3 separate regions of the Homo sapiens genome follow, and regions 1 and 2 are each linked to region 3. Evidence: chromatin contacts called from ENCODE Hi-C or POLR2A ChIA-PET data. All regions are on one chromosome and are shown on one strand. Each heading gives the region's core, a stretch centred on a gene start or an enhancer-like site at or near the end of the contact. The rest is flanking DNA. Distances are from core to core; before and after follow the strand shown.

Region 1 (4,693 bases), core at 860-3,359, 350 kb after region 3:
AAAAAAAACACTTCCAATTTTCTGAGAATTCTTAAGGGGTCTCAAGTAGAAAGACTATCTTTATCTTTTTCTTTCTCTCTTTTTTAAAATAATAGAAGTTTGTGCACCTGAGCCTATGTTTTGAAGTTGTTTTACCCCCACAAACTTGAGCAGCCATCTTCTTGGCTGAAAGACTTGATTTGAGGTCTTTTTAAAATGAGACATTTTGCATGAACACTGCTGGTGGATGGCAAAACCAGTGGTGTATGTCTGAGATGGCTGTGACTGGGAAACTGCTGATCTTTGTCATGAATTTTATAAAACAATATGCTAAGTGAGGTGTGGGTGTATGCACATATTTGGGGAATTTTTTCCTTTGTAGGAAACAATTATACAATTTGTACATTGATTCAGTGCTTGCCTTTTGGCATACTATCAGAATTTTTAATGTCAATCACAGTCTTATGCCAGATTCGCACAAAACTCTTCTTGCCAGAGTCTGTGAGGAGAAAAGTAACTAATGGATGTAATTTTCTTAATTAGAAAAAATCTAACAGTGTATATTTCATTTAAAGTTTATTTTATTAAAATGTCCTGAAAACCATCCACTTGCATGCTATGCCCACATCTATGCCCATCAGTATAGAATTGTATTTCCTTATAGTAGAAATACCAAAATAATCTATTACCATTAAGATAGAGTCAAGCACTGTCTATCATGAGTTTGGTTATGGTTGTGCAAGTTCAAAAGAAAAAATAAAATCGAAAAAATTTCATAAAAGTATATTCCTTCTGACATTTCTAATGGAAAAATATAATATTGGCTATTCTATATTCTCTGATAGCATAGTAAAAATAGATCAGAAATCTAGGAAAATCTATGTGCTTTAAACCAAGGGCAATCACCAAATTACAATTACCTAAAAATATTGAAGCTTAAATAGTAATTATTTCTAAGATTGCCTCATTGCAAAGGTACTACAATCAGGATTCTTGGAATTAGCAGAGTTCTTTTTTAGCCAAAAGAAAAAAACAAAAAACAAAAAGCCCAGAAAGAAAAGTTGTCTAAGTTAAAATTCTAAGATTATGAAATTAAATTTCATAGAAAAAAATCACAAAATATATGTGCATTTGATATTTCTCAATGTCAATATGGTCATTTTCTCCATTTTTCTATTTTGAATGCTAAAAACATATAGATTTCTCATAGAAAGTGCTACCTAAGGCCAGGCGCTTTGGCTCACACCTGTAATCCCAGCACTTCGGGAGGCCGAGGCGGGTGGATCACGAGGTCAGGAGTTCAAGACCAGCCTGGCCAAGATGGTGAAACCCTGTCTCTACTAAAAACACAAAAAAATTAACCGGTCATGGTGGCGGTGCCCGTAATCCCAGCTACTCAGGAGGCTGAGGCAGAGAATTGCTTGAACCCGGGAAGCAGAGGTTGCAGGTAGCTGAGATCGCACCACTGCACTCCAGCCTGGGCGACAGAGCGAGACTCCATCTCGAAAAAAAAAAGTAATACCTACGTAATAGATCTCATCCTACCAAGGAAAAGTCGAGTCCCATTTCTGAAGAGCTATCCCTGTTTTTCACTTAAGTTGCATTTCTGCAGTGTTTGATAAAGCTATGATATTAGAGAAAATAAAATGTATTTTAATAAGGACTCATCCCTTCTCTAATGGATTAAGTGTATGTACACTAATAACCTAGACCAGGCACCAGTGGCCAGCCTCATTGGCAGCACTGTAGTTTTAAAAAGCAAATATGGATAAACCTCTCAAACTCAGTATTTACCAGCAATTCCTCCAAAGACATGAGATATCTTATTTCCCTAATATATTTTTACCATTCCTGGTAATTTTCCCTATTAATTCTAGAGTCAAAGTATAATATATATATTTTATATATATATTTACACACTGAGTGGACAGATGTTAACTTGAGATAAAGCTCTAATTCATATACACTTCTATTTTGCCTTGCTTTTGTTTTTGTTTTAAGAAAATGACTCACTGTAACATGTACATCTTTCTTCCTCTCCCTTCTGATCTGTAATCCAGTTGCCTTCCTTCCTCTCCTAAAGAACAATCAGTCCTCCTTTTCCCCCTGGCCCAGGCCCAAACCCAGCCTCTTTTTCCATTTTACTTGCTGTGTCTCTTTCCTGCCTCTCACTGATCCTGGTTCTGCCTGCCCTAGAGCCCTTTCATTGTCCTGCTCATTCCACATTTTGTAGTCAGGTAAGAGCAGATACTCATATCTGTTATCTGTGGAGGGTATTCTCAAGGGTAAAGCATACATGCAAATGGATCTTAGAGGATCCCCTATATGGAAAGACCGAGCAACCCAGCAGGCTCAGGGAAGGACTCTGGATCACTCGTGCATACCACAGGTATCCTGGGCATCTACTGCGCCAGGCCCTGATGATTCTACATTCCCTTGGTAAAGGGGTTCTATGTTAGAGAATTAACTCTGGATAGGCTTGCTTTAGAAGGCTGGGTTTGGACAATGGAAGGAGTTCTGAATCCAAAAGAAGTGTTTCTTGTCCCAGCTCCAATTCTAAGTATGGACCTGATATTAGACAAGTCCCTTTCCCACGTGGAGCATTGTTTCCTTATCTGCAAAATGTGGAGGTTGGATTGGAGGTCTTGATGGTCTTTTCCAAGTTTAGCGTTCATACCCTATAAGCATGGGCCAAGTACGAAAATCTACTGAGAGCCCCTTTGGGGACCATTATGGAAGAGATTGAAAAGAAGATAAAGAATGAACAGTACTTCAGAGAATTCCTGAGTCCAGCCTAGAAACGGACTATACTGTAGCTAGAAAACAAATGTCCCCATTTCTATCACCATCAGCATTTCAGTCTCTCTTATTTGTTCCTTAGTTGAACAGGTTGTCCTGTATGTTTTCTTACACATTGGGGGATTCTTTTGTCTTTTTATTCTTCCAGGCTGAAGCTGTTCGTGAGGAGGAGGACACCACCGTGCATGAGGATGATCTTTCTAGTTCCATCAATGAACTCCCAGCAGCTTTTGAATGCAGCGACAGCTTTAGCCTGGACATGACTGAGGGGGAAGAAAAAGGCAATCGGGCACTGGACCAGTTTACCCTGGCGAGGTAATGGAGCCCTTGGCTGATGTGAGTGGTGTGAATGTGCATGGTACATTATATGGCATTCACACTCAAGTTAAGTGTCACAGTTGCACTGCTGGGACATCCTAATAAAGGACTCCAAAGTGACATATATCATGGCAGGCTCTCAGCTGAGTTAGAGTCATCCAATCCCATTATAGGGCCTCGTGTGGAACAAAGAAAGAACACTTACATATGAATTCATAAGGCCAGAAAGCAACGTAAAAAGCAAAGGAAGAGCCTGGAAACATGGTCCAGACCTTGTAAGCTTTGAAGATAAGCAACACTTGGCAAGCCTTGGAAATAAGTTCTTTCCATTTGGAGTTAAAACCCTGGAACAAGAGGCTCTTTATATAGGAAATACCTACTCTTTAAGTGGGTGTCTTTTGGCCTGGTGGCTGATATTTCTGAGACTAGTGAGATATAGAAACAGAAAAAAAAAATGTGAAGAGAAATAGATAAACACCAGAGGTTAGATTAATCCAGCATCTAGAATAAATCACAAATAATAATGCTACAGATCTACTTCAGGAAAAGAAAGTTGAGATCCTAAAATTACTCTTCTGAAAGTTGAAAATAAGAACTAAGTAAAAGCTTCTGATATGCTAGACAAAGGCCTTCTGTTACAGTGAGCAATGTCTGTCCATCAAAGGAAAAGGTTAAGGTAACACCTAGAGAAGAATTTGACCTTTCATTTTTATTCATTATCTCTTCTTTCTTCCTGCCTCTCTGTCTCACTTTCCCTGCGTATCTCTGGTTTCCTTGTCTCCCTCCACCTTTGTCTTCCAGGCATTTGTGCATATGCATTTATTAATACTCTCCCTCCAGAAAGGAAAAATTAGAAGATTCAAAATTTATATAATTTTTCATAATGAAAAATGAAGAATGAAACTGCCAAAGCATAGGACTGTGGTTTACTTTGGGGCATAGCCTCTGTGAAAGTGAGAGGCATTGCTGAAGGCTAAAAGAAGTACCAAGTCTATAGAAAGGGAATCTGAAATGGAGGAATCCCAGAAATTCTAGAGGTGCAAATTCTCTTTCCTCGAATCGTGAAAGAATCCGTGACCTCTTGCCAGGTGCGGTGGCACACACCTGTAATCCTGCCACTTTGGGAGGCCGAACTGGGTGGATCACTTGAGGCCAGGAATTCAAGACCAGCCTGGCCAACATGGTGAAATACTGTCTCTACTAAAAATGCAAATATTTGCTGGGCATGGTAGCACACGCCTGTAGTCCCAGTTACTCTGGTGACTGAGGCACGAGAATTGCTTGAACCCACGAGGCAGAGGTTGCAGTGAGCCGAGATCATGCCACTGCACTCCAGCCTGGGCGACAGAGCGAGACTCAAAACAAACAAACAGACCAAAAAGAATCACAGTGACTGCTGAATGAAAGCCAAGTCCCCAAAGCAACTTCAAAAGGAAGAGTGGGTAGAATAGCTACCTCATTTTGCTGACTCTCAGGGTGAGAATTTATAAAACCCAGTATAGGATGAGAAGGACATCACTTCTTGACATAGTCGTTTTCATTTTTTCCAGCTTTGGAGAAGGTGACAGGGGAGTCTCTCCCCCTCCCTCGCCCTTCT
Region 2 (4,464 bases), core at 811-3,310, 300 kb after region 3:
TTTATTTAAAATATTTCTGGAGCAGTGAATAGAGGGCTATTTGCATGTCTATGGCATTTTTCTTTTCTTGTTCCCTTTTAAAAAGGGAACTACCCTTGACTGTCCAGGAGCTACCTGGGTGCTTGGGATACCTCAGGCATACATCCCTACCCTCTTGGTGCTATTATCTGTCAGACAAAATGCAATTAACATAATAAACAAGCAAATTATGTAATGCATAAGTCTTTGCTCCGAAAAGTCCATAGATTTTTATACCATTGTCAAAAGATAGGTCTTTTGAATAACTGCTCTCTCTTTTATTTGTTTTTGGGATTTTTTCCCCCATCTTAAAGTCCAGATCCTTCTAGTGGAGTTTAAATAGTTCTCCCACCATAAAACTATTCTGAGTCTTTGCACCCAGAAGTCATTTTCCACCACCGAACCCCCAAAGCACTCTGTTTGTGCCTTTCTGATTTCATTTGTCACTGTTTCCCTTGCCCCAGAGTGATTTGTCAACATAATTTGTCTGAGTCTCTTTCTTAGGGGCAGGAACTGCATCATTTGTCAGTCTTTGCTGTCTTTGTCATGTCTAGCACAGTGGCTTGCACCTAGAAAATGCCCCGTACCTTGGGACAAATGAATGTTCTGACTTTATAAGGATTTGAGTATGTGACATAACAGTCACATACATCAGTCACATCCATAAATGTAGAAATCAAGTAAATTTTGAAATTTTGACCTATATGAAACATAATAGCTTAGCACTGTCTGATTATTGTGATATAACATTATGGTCTCCAAAATAAAAAATTATAATTTTAATTTTAGGAAAAGGGCCAAATTGATTAAAGCTGCTGTTTCAGAAGATCCCGTGGATTATCTTGGTATAATTCCTGGCATCTGTGTTCTATTATTTAGCAGCCATGAGCCCTCTAAGCGAGATTGCATTGCCACACTGGATCATAACACCTGTATGAGACCAAGCTTTCTAATTTCCCTGAGGATAAAATACCTTCTTCTCTAGATATGAGAGATAGGAGATTACATCGGAGCCTACTGCATATACATAATGCTGTGCTTCTCTATCTTAGAAAGTTTATTTGGATTATAAAATTAAATGCTGCTGGCAGTGAAACAATGCCAAAATGCTCTGAGAGAAAGTAATGGTGAAATAACTGGACCAGACCTAGGGCTTCACTGTTTGGACTCACGTGTCTCACAGGGGACACACAGCCCTTGGCAGGCACCTTCCACATGCTTAGCAGTTTTCAAGACGACTCTGCAAAGTGGGTTTATTCTTCCTAGAGATCCGCATGTCACTTTTTAACAGCCAATGTTTCATGGAAGACACTTTGTAAGACACTGGGTCAGTGGAAAGGTAATCATTGGTGTTAGCCTGATCCTAACCACAATTTATAAAAGCCTGATGGATGATAGGCACTGTGCTGAGCACATTGCATTCATTATGATTATATCTTTTAGTCATTACAGTAGCCTGATGTGGGGCCCTATCAGTCCCATTTTACCGACAAGGGAACTGAGGAGCAGAGATGTTAAGTAACTAGCCCAGAGTCACATGCCACTAGTATGTGGTGGATCTGGAATCTGAACACATGCCCTTCTAACTCCAAGTCCCTTATTTTGTCCACCCTCTGATATACATCTTCCGCTAGCAGTGGATTTGAACTCACTCCACTTTTACCAAGCCTGTGCTTGCCCCACAGTGCTATACACTTTCCTGCACAGCGCACCAGATGTGGAGCAACAAGCTTGCAGACAAGCCTTGGTTTTATCATTCTGTGGCCTTGGGGAGCTCCTGTATGTGAAAATGTTTTGTAAACGTAGGACACTGTTCAGTCTGCAAGTTGGCATTTGAATTTCCATTTATTTTGGTGGAATAAGGTATGGATGACTCTCTGTCACTGCAATTCTCTTTAGAGGTAAGCCAGCGATTCCCCACAACACACCCCAACGGGCGCCAGATCATGCTTACCTACCTGCTGCCCTGGCTGCACAACATCGAGCTGGTGGACAGCAGGCTCCTCCTCCCGGGGTCGAGCCCCAGCAGCCCAGAGGACGAAGTCAAGGACCGGGAAGGTGACGTGACTGCTTCTCACGGGCTGAGAGGAAATGGCTGGGGCTCTCCAGAAGCCACGTCACTGGTCCTGAACAACCTCATGTACATGACGGCCAAGGTAAACTCAGAGGAATTGTGCTTCAAATAGCATGGCTCCATCATCAGAAAAAAACCCTGGGTTAGTCAAACCCCGGGGAAAATGGGATTCCTTTAAAAATCACATGACTGGGGATAAATAGTGGTGATGGTTGCACAGAAATATGAATGGACTTAATGCCACAGGCTGTACACTTACAAATAGTGGTGATGGTAAACTTTATGTTATGCGTATTTTACAGCAATTTTAAGAATGATAATAAAAATAAAAATAAGCCTAATATTTAAAAAACTCACATGAATAGGTATTATGCATGATTGATTTGTGCATTATTAACTACTGTTTACTGAAAGATGGCATCTTTCTGATAAATGGTCATGTTTACCCCTTCTTATGATTTTGAGACGGTCATGACCCTCAAAACTACTTTCAGTCAAACCTTTTGCGTCCTTACAGTTTTCACACATCTCTTGGGCCGGTTTTTATTTTGTTATAGTATGGAGATGAAGTTCCTGGGCCAGAAATGGAAAATGCTTGGAATGCTTTAGCCAACAATGAGAAATGGAGCAACAACCTGAGGATCACCTTGCAGTTCCTGATTAGCCTCTGTGGGGTCAGCAGCGACACAGTTCTCCTACCCTATGTAAGTGTCTCTCAGCCCTTCAAGAGTGATTATTCCTGCAGGGACTCCCATGTGCAATTTGCAAGTCAGAATGTGCTCTTTGCTCCAGCTAAAATAGAAATGTCCAGTTAGTCACATGAATCTCCTGTGAGCTCATCCAGATATTACATAAAAGTTCCCTTCTGCCCCCTAGACACAGGCTATGTGTGCTAGTGATGCCTCTGTCATCTCCTTACTCTGAGCCTTGGGACGCAGAAACCTATTGATATAGCAGGTGGATATTTTTCTAGCAGTTACTGAAAGCTGCCTTCTATAAACATTGGACCTACTATGTAAGAGACACTAAGTAAAGTGTTGTATTATTACTAATAAGAATGTTTCATGTTTACATCTTGATGCTCTTGAAACAGAATAAGAAAGCAGAGTATGCAGGTTTTTCTCTTCAAATTCAAGTGGTAGAAGAGAGAAGTAAGCATGGAGAAATCCTTCTGAAATGTCTGATATTTACAGTTGGTATTTAAAAGTGATAGGATCAACAGAATGACAGCATTTTTAAAACCCAAACTCAATTGGCATTTCTGTGCTGGTTGTTTTTGTGACAGGTTTATGTCTTCCTGCTGCCTTGAGTCCACATAAGCCTCACTGCAGCTTGCAGGGCTCAGGTTGGACTATGAGGCCTGCAATAATGTGGAGCTTTAATCCAGAGTTATTTTTAAAATTTAAAACCATAAAAACAGCTAAAACTCATTTGTTTCTTGGGGAGAAGAGAATAGCAGGGGACTGGATTCCTTTTTAAACAAAAATAACTAGCAGTTTTTCCCCAGGGTTTGTATAAATAAAATTATTTCTGAAGATGAGAACTTTGATGGCAAGTTTTCAGTTTAGATAGAATTCACGTACCTCAAAAGTAACTTTTAAAAACTTAGCCATTAGAAAAGGTAAGGGCTTTAAGAACACACTGTTATCAGACGTGCCGATGAAGAGAGGTGAATTTTAATCCAAGTCCTTGGTCCATCCTAGGATAGCACAAAGATTAGCTATCACGGTGACAGCTCCTGCATGATGACAACTTATCTAAATGAGAGGTTTACTGGCCTAGTGTTCCTGTGGACTAGGCTCTGTGAAACATCCCTTGTTTTCTTTTTTCCTTCTCAGATTAAAAAAGTGGCAATATACTTGTGCCGTAACAACACCATTCAAACCATGGAAGAGCTTCTCTTTGAGCTGCAGCAGACAGAGCCCGTGAACCCCATCGTCCAGCATTGTGACAACCCGCCCTTCTACCGCTTCACGGCCAGTAGCAAGGCTTCCGCAGCAGCCTCAGGTAAGAAGAGCAACCGGGCAGACACCTGGTCACAGATCCCTGGGGTTTCCTTCATGTAGATTCCTGAAAGGATATGAGAATGTGTTTGTTACTTTTTTCTTATTCCTGTGTGTGCATTCAGTTAAGAGATGGCTTAAGAATAACTGAGACATGGGCTGGGCGTGGTGACTCACGCCTGTAATCCCAGCACTTTGGGAGGCTGAGGCTGAAGTCAGGAGTTCAAGACCAGCCTGGCCAACGTGACAAAACCCCGTCTCTACTAAAAATACAAAAACTTAGCCGGATGTGGTGGCACGCGCCAGTACTCCCAGCTCCTCAGGAGGCTGCAGGAGGAGAATCACTTGAACCCACGAGGCAGAGGTGGC
Region 3 (4,618 bases), core at 1,360-3,859:
CCAACCAAACAGTTTACTTTTTATTTTTGTAACACACCAAGCATGTTCCTACCATAGAGCCTTTGCATGTGTTGTTTCTGGGCTGGATGCTCTTAAACCTAATATGTGCGTGGCTAGATTCTTCTTAACATTCATGTCTCAGCCTCATTCTGTCCTCATAGACGTCTCCCTGACACCCAGCCTATTAGGTTGGTGCAAAAGTAATTGCAGGTTTGCCATTATTTTTGCACCAGCCTAATAAAACAGTGACTCTCTGTCATGTTACTATGCCTTAATTCTCTGTGATGTATTTGTTGTACTATTCGACATTTTCTTATGCATCTATTAATTTTTCCTTTTTAGTTTGTGTGTGCGTGCTCACACATAATCATATTATCAGCTTATGAGAGCAGGGGTCCTGTGGTCTTATTCACCACAATAACCTCAGTGCTTGGAACACTGCACGTAGTAGGTGCTCAAAAAACACATTTTGAACAAATGAATAAACCAATTTAAGCAGCAGGAAAATCTGTTAAATGGGAAATAAGCGACATTTTCTCTTTTATTTTATGGTGAGGTCTTGGCTGATTTAGCCAAATTTCTAAGGACTAACCGAGAAAATAAAACTGAAACACATCATTTGGCCGATTCGTTTCAGTGAAACTCCTTTCTTCTGAATTTGTGATCAAGCCCGCCATAAAGAAGAGACATGATGGCACTGTAAATCTGATAAATTTCTGATGAGATACATGGCAGTTTAATGCAACTTGGTGACATGACCCTTATGCTCTTACCACTGCTGGGTCCTCATTCATGCGATGAGACTGTAGCCCAAACTCTAAGTAGGTTCTGACAAAGATGGAAAGCTTGGAGTACTAAGAACTGCTCCAGTGATACTCCAGTTCTTTTCCCATTCTTTCCTCCTTTTTACTGATGCAAGATAAAATGGGAAGTACAGCAGGACAAGGAGTGCGATTCGTGCTCAGAGTAGCTGTATTATGGGTTCTCACCTGGCTGAAACTCCTATTTGCATGGGATTATCTGACTCTCAGCTAAGATACACTGTTTCCCTAAGGCAATTTCGGAGGCCAAGCCCAAAATTGACACATTTAGAGATTCAGGAGCAAATAACTTTGTATTTATTTGTCAGTGAAGCACTATTTATGGCATTTCAATCACGTGGCAATCTTAAGACTGTAATTATAGAGGTCTAAGAAGAATATAGAACATTTCTTCTGACTTATCCTTTTGAGATTTAGAATTGAAAATAGTTTGATCTCTTTTTTCAGCCCCTCAGAGATAACTTACATGACCTTTAGCCAATTCCCCATTCTTCCTTTCTCATTTCACAATTGCAAATGCTACTGGGTAGTTTTCCTCTGTTTTGAGCCCCACCCTTCCTGTTGCTAAGCAGATGAACTGGATTACATAAATTGTCAATTTCTCAGCTGTGACAATGAAAAAGACAGGACAACAGTAGCCAGAAATGAGGACAGCTGCTTCTAGCACTTGGGATTTGGGGTTAGATGATGAAGAGAGAATCAAAAGGAAATAGGTGAAGTTAGCATAAGTAAAAAGTTAGACACAATTCTATTACTTTAATACAAACTCTGTTAACATTTGGGTATATTTCTTTCAGAGATTGGTACTCATATTAGAGTGGAGTTATTTGGGTTTTTGTTTTTCCTTTATGCCTACTTATAATTTACATGCTCTTATCCTTTGTTTTATAATATTTACAAGTTGCAGTTATTATTTTAATATTTCAGGTTAAGTTGACTTTTCAATATGGAGTCAGTTTTAAGTGTGTGCGTTTTAAAGGGGCATATTTGCATTTCTGACCCACAAAGACTAACATCACTTGTGACAATTAATTTTCACTCATCTAAATTTTGCAATGTTTTTAAACCAAAACAGGTTTAATAATGATAGGTATCCACTAAACATCCAGCTTTTATCACATCACCTGTAGCTTCCCATGGAAATTTTCTACGAAGCAAACATTGGCTAGTATTACAGATATTTCCTTTTCAAGCCCTCATGTTTAATCAACTCCGCTTACCTGTGTGGCTTTAATAAGCGTAATGCCAACTCCAGCTCCCCAGAGTGAGGTAAACAGTATGTATGGGCATAATTAGCAAATCATTTGGTTGTAAGATGTTGTATGATTCACATATTTGGTTTTCTTTAATGAGGCATTCCTCTCCAGACACATTAGTCGTTTCCCAAAATGCTCCTTTGCAAATAGCTATAGAAACAGCAAATGATGAACTAAAAAAGGTGTGCTGCACGTGGGACACCAGAGGGCGCTAGAGTAATGTTATAATGTGCCTCTGCTTTTCTCTTAGCTTTGCTATTAAAAAATTAAAGCTTTTAAAATAATACACTACCTTGTCTTGAAGACATTTATTTGAAGTTATACGATATAGCTTTATGATTTGAGTCAAACATTTATTATTATTTATCATTACAGTCAGCATCTTCTCAAAAGCAGGTCTTTTATTCCCATGCTGAATTTTAGAAAAGAAATTCTAACAATAGTCCTCCTCTTAGACTTTTTTTTTTTAAGGAAAACACATTATTATTCTTAGATTGTGACTTTGTCCTCTCCCAAGAGACAGTCACGTGTGTTAAAATGTTTAGTAGTTCTAGTCTGCTAGAAATGAATAATAGAGGAAGTGAATTATTTCTAAACTTTTAGAACCACAGAATTTGGGCATTTGATCAGTATTTGTCTACTGTTGAATTTAAAATAAAACATATGAATGTATCAGGATAAAGTGGCAGTGCTGCAAAAATTTGAAGTGCTGAAAAAAGTTAGAAAATTAAATTGGCATTTATTAATAATAAGCAACCATTTTAGTGTAGCTAGAAGGTTTATTTTCTAGTGTTAAGCTGTCTTAAAAATCAGAGGTATTTTTGTTCAACATAATTTACTGAAAAGTGTGTATAGAATGCTTAATATGTATGTGCCTAAAATTGCTCTTAGTGACCAAATATTCACATGCTGGGTGTGGTGGCTCATGCCTGTAATCCCAGCACTTCAGGAGGTAAGAGGGTTCCTTGAGGCCAGGAATTCAAGAGCAGCCTAAGCAACATAACAGGACCCTGTCTCCACAAAAATTTTAAAAGCAGCCAGGTGTGGTGGTGTGTGCCTGTAGTCCTAGCTACTTGGGAGGCTAAGGCAGGAGGATTGCCTGAGTTCATGTGTTCAAGGCTATAGTGAGCAGTGATCGTGCCGCTAGACTCCAGCCTGGGTGACAGAGCGAGACCCTGTCTCAAAACAAAAAATCAAACCCCAAAACCACAAAAAATTCACAAGACAACTTACGTAATCTAAGATATAAATCACACATACCAGACATGAAATTTGCAAATGTGTATCAGATAAAATACTATGTGTTTAAAGGATGGGGATGCTATGTGACTGAAGGGTTAGGGGAGACTGGCGAAATGGAAGGAACTAGCTGAGCTTGAAGGATGGGGTAGGATCTAATTCAGCAGAAAACAAATTATAGCAGAATAACCATGGCCAGAAAGGGAGAGATGACACAAATGCATGTGCAGCAATATATCAAGCATCTGCTTTTCATCTTTCCACAGGGAGGTCCCATCTCGCATTGTAAAGGGCATTGTTTTTATGTTATTTCTTTGTCTTTCATGTTGTGGTGTGTATTGGTTTGGGTTTTCTGGTTGTTTTCTTTGTGTTCTTTTACCAGAAAACAAAAACAAAAACAGCCTTTCAGAGGGGAAATCATTCCTCATCCCCAATATGACCAGTATTTGTTCCAGCCTTTCCCAGCTCTGGTCCAGCCAGATGAGAGTGCTGCTGTAATGTCCAGTGCTATGGCTGGGCGGCCTCAGGGAGAGCGAGGGTTCAAGTCCTCAGCCTTCTCACAGCGCTGCATCCAGGTGGATGCCACAGATCTTTCGATGCTGTGCCCTGTACACTGGGAAATTGTCTGTTTCCCTCTAGGGACTGAGGTTCTCAAGGTAGAATCATGGCCTGATTCCACTTTGTAGTCCTAATGCTCAATGCACATTGGGAAGTCAGTAAATATTTCTTTTTTAATGTAATTATCTATTTATTAGTCCAAGATCAGTGTAAATGTATTGTAGAAAATTATAAAATACATATAAGAAAAATACTTTTTGAAAAACATTGTAATCCTACAACAGTTTATTGGTATTACCTTAGTGCCTATCCTTCCAAACACTTTCTGTCCACCTCTATGTTTATCTGTTTTGCTATGTATCTACCTATCTAGGTATTTTTAAACTGAGATTAGACTATACACACTTTTATAGCCAGTGTTTTCTCATTTAATAATCTCCACATTTCCATGTTAGTAAGTATTGATCTTAAATGATCATTCCTATCAACAAACTTGCTGCATAAAAATCCCCCTGGGGAATGCTTGCCAAAATGCAGATTCCTAGGGCCCAGGCTGGATCTGCAGATTCAGAATCTCCAGGGTTATGGCTCTGGAATTTGTATTTTCACAAGCATCTGAATGCTCATATTCCAGTCACTGATCTACACCATCATTTTGGGGAGCCAGAATAGATTTCCACTGTCTAGACAGATATATTGCATTTAACCAATCCCTAGTTCAGTTTTTTCATTATCATGAGGCAG

What was found. A loop is a pair of places that touch in the nucleus more often than their neighbours do. ChIA-PET counts read pairs that join two places held with the same protein, here RNA polymerase II (POLR2A). Pooled maps may share reads with other maps.
Region 1: a loop to region 3 is called in a map of mammary epithelial cell, with 4 times the contacts of the local background. The contact joins two enhancer-like sites. A Hi-C loop is called at or near these places in 1 of 168 maps with a recorded cell type or tissue (mammary epithelial cell), 1 of 37 single-sample maps with no recorded cell type and 2 of 50 pooled maps.
Region 2: a loop to region 3 is called in a map of left ventricle myocardium superior, with 5 times the contacts of the local background. The contact joins two enhancer-like sites. A Hi-C loop is called at or near these places in 2 of 168 maps with a recorded cell type or tissue (heart right ventricle and left ventricle myocardium superior) and 4 of 50 pooled maps. POLR2A ChIA-PET finds 5 or more read pairs at or near these places in 1 of 52 experiments (PC-9).

Annotation. Positions count from the first base shown.
Region 1 is chr13:32,262,524-32,267,216 of GRCh38, forward strand. It overlaps FRY (FRY microtubule binding protein), which reads left to right. Exons shown (of 61, transcript NM_023037.3): 54 at 2,927-3,093; 55 at 4,647-4,693. Among named protein-coding and RNA genes, the nearest start is that of ZAR1L, 50 kb to the right of the region's middle. Within about 2 kb of position 2,110, at least 9 of the 41 ENCODE cell types and tissues checked have a DNase peak (open chromatin) inside an H3K27ac peak, as active enhancers do.
Region 2 is chr13:32,206,936-32,211,399 of GRCh38, forward strand. FRY (FRY microtubule binding protein) reads left to right here. Exons shown (of 61, transcript NM_023037.3): 32 at 1,918-2,174; 33 at 2,650-2,796; 34 at 3,931-4,099. Among named protein-coding and RNA genes, the nearest start is that of ZAR1L, 110 kb to the right of the region's middle. RefSeq lists an enhancer at 3,205-4,404. Within about 2 kb of position 2,061, at least 2 of the 41 ENCODE cell types and tissues checked have a DNase peak (open chromatin) inside an H3K27ac peak, as active enhancers do.
Region 3 is chr13:31,907,807-31,912,424 of GRCh38, forward strand. It overlaps the pseudogene EEF1DP3. Among named protein-coding and RNA genes, the nearest start is that of FRY-AS1, 120 kb to the right of the region's middle. Within about 2 kb of position 2,610, at least 4 of the 41 ENCODE cell types and tissues checked have a DNase peak (open chromatin) inside an H3K27ac peak, as active enhancers do.